Regions from separate parts of the Homo sapiens genome. Here region 2 is linked to region 1. The links are chromatin loops, found by intact Hi-C in ENCODE. Cell type or tissue: heart left ventricle. All regions are shown on one strand.

The links. Peaks named below come from ENCODE experiments on the same cell type or tissue, not always from the same donor. Only the 100,000 strongest peaks of a DNase experiment are listed, where the experiment ranks them.
Region 2: it touches region 1 in a loop (2.5-fold over the local background); 4 of 110 quality-filtered maps call a loop at or near these places.

Annotation. Positions count from the first base shown.
Region 1 is chr2:219,429,563-219,432,062 of GRCh38, forward strand. No RefSeq gene overlaps it. Among named protein-coding and RNA genes, the nearest start is that of SPEG, 4.0 kb to the right of the region's middle. RefSeq lists an enhancer at 1-2,500. In heart left ventricle, a CTCF peak has its summit at 1,398 (motif pointing right); a DNase peak (open chromatin) is centred at 1,294; H3K27ac peaks cover 1,031 bases.
Region 2 is chr2:219,637,112-219,639,611 of GRCh38, forward strand. SLC4A3 (solute carrier family 4 member 3) reads left to right here. Exons shown (of 23, transcript NM_005070.4): 17 at 470-700; 18 at 1,053-1,142; 19 at 1,592-1,758; 20 at 2,371-2,500. Among named protein-coding and RNA genes, the nearest start is that of SLC4A3, 11 kb to the left of the region's middle. In heart left ventricle, a CTCF peak has its summit at 1,194 (motif pointing right); a DNase peak (open chromatin) is centred at 2,476; H3K27ac peaks cover 2,225 bases.

The DNA.
Region 1 (2,500 bases):
TCCCAGCACTTTGGGAGGCCAAGGTGGGAGGATCACTTGAGCCCAGGAGTTTGAGACCAGCCTGGGAAACTGCAAGACCCGATCTCTACAAAACAAAACAAAAACCCAACAACAGGGGCGGGGCACGGTGGCTCACACCTGTAATCCCAGCACTTTGGGAGGCTGAGGCGTGTGGATCACAAGGTCAGGAGTTCAAGACCAGCCTGGCTAACACAGTGAAACCCCTCTCTACTGAAAATACAAAAAAAAAAAAAAAAAAAAATTAGCCGGGCGTGGTGGTGGGTGCCTGTAGTCCCAGCTACTCAGGAGGCTGAGGCAGGAGAATGGCATGAACCCGGGAGGCGGAGCTTGCAGTGAGCCGAGATCGCGCCACTGCACTCCAGCCTGGGCAACAGAGGGAGACTCTGTCTCAAAAAAAAAAAAAAAAAAAACACCTCCACGGCAAAGCCTCTTCCTGCTCCTTGGGCTCTGGGGTCTTAACCTTCAAGACTCTGAACATCAAGAAGTAACAGGGCTCATAGAATGCTGATCGGCTTCCCACCGGACCCAAAGGATCAGGCCCAGACCAGCTCTGACCCCAGCAGACAGGGTGTAATGGAAGGGATCATGGAGGCAGGCACCATATGCCAGGACTGATGGATCAGCAGACATTTTCCTGCCTGTCTGTCCACTCCAGGTATATTTTCACCCCCGTCCCTTGAGGCCCCTGTCCTATTCTACTCATTCACCCCCTCCCTCCTTCCTCTCACCACAAGCTCACCCAAGGCACATCTGCAAATGCTTCAATAACCTTCGATTTAACACCTAAAACGTCAGCTACCTAAGGGTAGAATTTTAATCCATTTTATTCACTATTGTATCCCAAGTGCCCAGAAGAATGCCTGGAAGAATAGTAGGTACTCATTAAATATTTAAATACTTAATGAATGAATACCTACTGCGCACTTTTACTTACTTTTCTCTAAATTAAATATTCACCAGGAAGGGCTGATGGCCCCCACTTTATTCACTGATTCAATGAACACTTACTGAGATTTTTCCCATGTGCCAGGCATGTGGTACATCATTATGGCTTAAGAAGTGCCCAGTGGCACCTCCAGAGAGGTAGGGTGACCTGCAAAGGTCACACAGCAGTCTGTAGCAAAGGAGGACTGGGCTCCAGGCTCCCTGGCCTCTGGAGCTCAGATCTCTTTCCATGACACCAGAGGCTTGTGATCGCAAGACAGGGCAGACTGGCAGCACACACACCCAGCTAGGCGCCAGGCTGCAGGGCACTGTGGGGCCCATGCTGAGGGACAGACGAGTGACTTGCAGCCAGCTGTCCCAAGTGCCTGGCCTGGCCTGGCCAGAGCCTGACGGCTTCCAGCTGTCACAGCTAGTGTGGGCTCCTCCCAGAAGAGGGCACCAGTGACTTGCATGGACTTGTGCCCTCCCTACCCAGGCCCACAGACTCCTGCACGCAAATCAACGAATGCCCCAATTATGGATCTAGGAAGGCAGAAGGCAAGTCATGTTCCAGGCTCTGTGCCAGGCCCTTTTAAATAGTTAATCTTCATTTGAATATTTAATATAATAATTTAATGTCATTACTACAACGTAAGTCAGATCATGTAATTCTTCTGCTCAAAGCCCTAAGATGACTTCTCATTTCACCAGGAACAAAAGCGCCATGGCCTGCAAAATTCTAGGCCATCTGGCTTCTGCTGCCTGTCTGACCCATTTCCTTCCACTCTCCCCTTGCTCCCTCCATCCTCTCTGGCCTTCGTCTTGGAGCCCACCAGGCATATTCCCACCTCTGCCAGAAGCAGCCCTCCCCAGACATTTGCATCATTTGCTTTCTTACTCAAGATTGGCTCAAATGTTCCCAGTGGGGCCAACTCCAGCCACACCCTATTTGAAAGTGCAATCTCCCACCACACTCACATTTGCCTTAAGCTTTGTCCACAGTGCTTACCTCCTTGTAACAATCTTTACAGGTTCTTTCTTTTCCTTCCTTCCTTCCTTCCTTCCTTCCTTCCTTCCTTCCTTCCTTCCTTCCTTCCTTCCTTTCTCTTTCTTATCTTTCTTTCTTATTGAGATGGAGTCTCACTCTGTTGCCCAGGTTGGAGTGCAGTGGTGCCATCTCGGCTCACTGCAACCTCTGCCACCCGGGTTCAAGCAATTCTCCTGCTTTAGCCTCCCAAGTAGCTGAGATTACAGGTGTGTGCCACCAGGCCTGGCTAATTTTTGTATTTTTAGTAGAGATGAGGTTTCACCATGTTGGCCAGGCTGGTCTTGAACTTCTGACCTCAGGTGATCCTCCTGCCTCAGCCTCCCAAAGTGCTGGGATTACAGGCGTGAGCCACCGTGCGCAGCCTATTTCTTTGTATTTGTTGTTCATCTCTCTTCTCAAGTAAAAGCAGCATGGGAGCAGAAATCTTTGTCTGTTCACTGCTATATCCCTAGTCCCTAGCACAGTGCCAGTACATAGTAGAAACTCAAAAATATTTGTGGATGAATA
Region 2 (2,500 bases), 210 kb after region 1:
ACTCACTTGCACAGGTATGTGATGGGGAGGGAGCTGTCAGTGCTAAGGGGCTGGGTGTCCTTGGGTCACCTTTTGTAGAGGAGTGTGTGTGTGTGTGTGGGTGTGGGTGTGGTGTGAGTATGGTGTGTTGTGTGTGATGTATGTGTTGTGTGTGTGTGCGTGTGTGTGCCTGTGTGTGCATGTTGTGTGTGTTGTGTGTATGTATGTTGTGTGTGTGGTGTGTATGTGGTATGTTGTGTTTTTTTTGTGTTGTATGTGTTATGTGTGTGTTGTTACGTGTTGTGTGTGTTGTATGTGTGTGTTCTGTGTGTTCTGTGTGTTGTGTGTGTGGTGCAGCTGGATGTCCGTGCATTACTGTTGTCTGACCAGGTATTGAGGGGCCACCCTCTCTCTCACAGGTGTACTGATGACGATGAAGTCAGGTCACCTGCCAGGTGAGTGACAAGGCATCCTTGTTATCCACACACAGGTGTTCACAGAGCACCCACTGCTGCCGTTCTACCCCCCTGAGGGGGCCCTGGAGGGGTCCCTGGATGCTGGTCTGGAGCCAAATGGCAGTGCCCTGCCCCCCACCGAGGGCCCCCCCAGCCCGAGGAACCAGCCCAATACGGCACTGCTCTCACTCATCCTCATGCTCGGGACCTTCTTCATAGCCTTCTTCCTGCGCAAGTTCAGGAACAGCCGCTTCCTGGGGGGCAAGGTGCGTGGCTGCTGGGTGTGGAGCCCCCAAGAGTCCCACAATTCCTGCTGTAGGAGCTCCCCAGAGAGGCTGCACCCCTTCCCCGGTCAGCCCATGGACCAAAACCCAGCTCGGGCAGCCCCTCACCCCTTCGGAAGCCTCTTCCCTGGGTGTCTTCTTGCCCTTTGCTCAGAGAAGTCTAATCAAGACAACAGCCTCCCAGGCTGCGCTGGCACCTGTGGGGTTGAGAGGCACGTGGGGGGCCTTCTGGCTCCAGCTTGGACCCAGGCAGGGCCAGAGATGGCAAGCCCCGTGTTAGTCTGCTGACCTTGCCTCCACCTTTTGCTCCCTTCCCCAACTGGCCCCTCTCAAGGCTCGTCGCATCATCGGGGACTTTGGCATCCCCATCTCCATCCTGGTGATGGTCCTGGTGGATTACTCCATCACAGACACCTACACGCAGGTGAGGGAGCCCCAGCCTGTGGCAGCTGCTGTCACCCCCAGGCCAGGAGAGGGAGCCCACAACACACTTCCATGGGCCCTGGGATTGGGATCAGGCCTGAACTCAACTTTCCCAGTGGAGTGGCCGCCCTGGGGGCTGAGGGCCTTCCCCAGGGAGCCTGAGTGATGAATCCGGGAGAAGCAGGTGTGGGGCTGGGAGCAGAATGACAGTATCCCACACAGGTCCCCTGAAGCTCTGGGGCTCAGGGAGGAGGCGCTTCATTTCCCTGCCCTCTATTGGATCCTTGAAAGGACAGTGACTTCTGGAGGATGCAAAACTAATTTTCCCCTGACCTGTTCACACCCCAGCTCCCTGAAGTCCTGGACTGGGGACGCAGCTTAGTGGGCTGCTTGGTGGGCTTTCTAGCATGGGGAGGCTGTGTCCCTGAACCCTGTTTTCCTGCCATGCAGAAGCTGACAGTGCCTACAGGGCTCTCAGTGACCTCTCCCGATAAGCGCTCGTGGTTCATCCCACCCCTGGGCAGTGCCCGTCCTTTCCCGCCGTGGATGATGGTGGCAGCCGCTGTTCCCGCCCTCCTCGTCCTCATCCTGATCTTCATGGAGACACAGATCACGGCGTGAGAGAGATGGGAGGAGGAGGTGGGAGGGACGAGGCCAAGCTCCTTGGCTCCTTGGCTTGGTTTCAGGGTTATAGCAGGGACATCATTATCAGTATCAGGGTGCTGGGTGGTGGGAGCTGGTGGCAATCCTTGAGGAAGAGAGTGTGTGTGGAGGAGCTGGCAGGGGTGAGGAGGAGGTGGGGGAGGAGCAGAGAGCAGTGGCATCCGGGGCAGGGGCATGGTTTCCCCGTGATGGTTTGACATGACATCTATCTGTTGCCACCACTCTTTGCAGGGTGGCACTTGACAGTGCTCAGAACACTCTAGCAGTCTAAGCTTGCACCCAGGGATGCTCACATGTATCTAATTTTGGTTAAACCACAATAACGTGGTAAGATCTGGCATCTGGCTTTTGTGGTGTTTTAAATATTCACAGTATGAGAATTTGTCTCACATTTGCTTCAATGTGAGAACTTCAATTTGGGAACTTGAAAGAAGAAGCTGGCAGTCCTAGGGAGAACTGTTGTCTGCACGTCCTCCCCCCACCATCTCGTCTCTGTGTGCGTGCCTGTCTTTGTCCCCTGCCCCTGCCAGGCCAGCCACACCCCGCTCCCCACCTTCTCCCTGCAGGCTTATCGTCAGCCAGAAGGCGCGGAGGCTGCTCAAGGGCTCCGGTTTCCACCTGGACCTGCTCCTCATTGGCTCCCTGGGGGGGCTCTGTGGGCTGTTTGGGTTGCCCTGGCTCACGGCTGCCACGGTC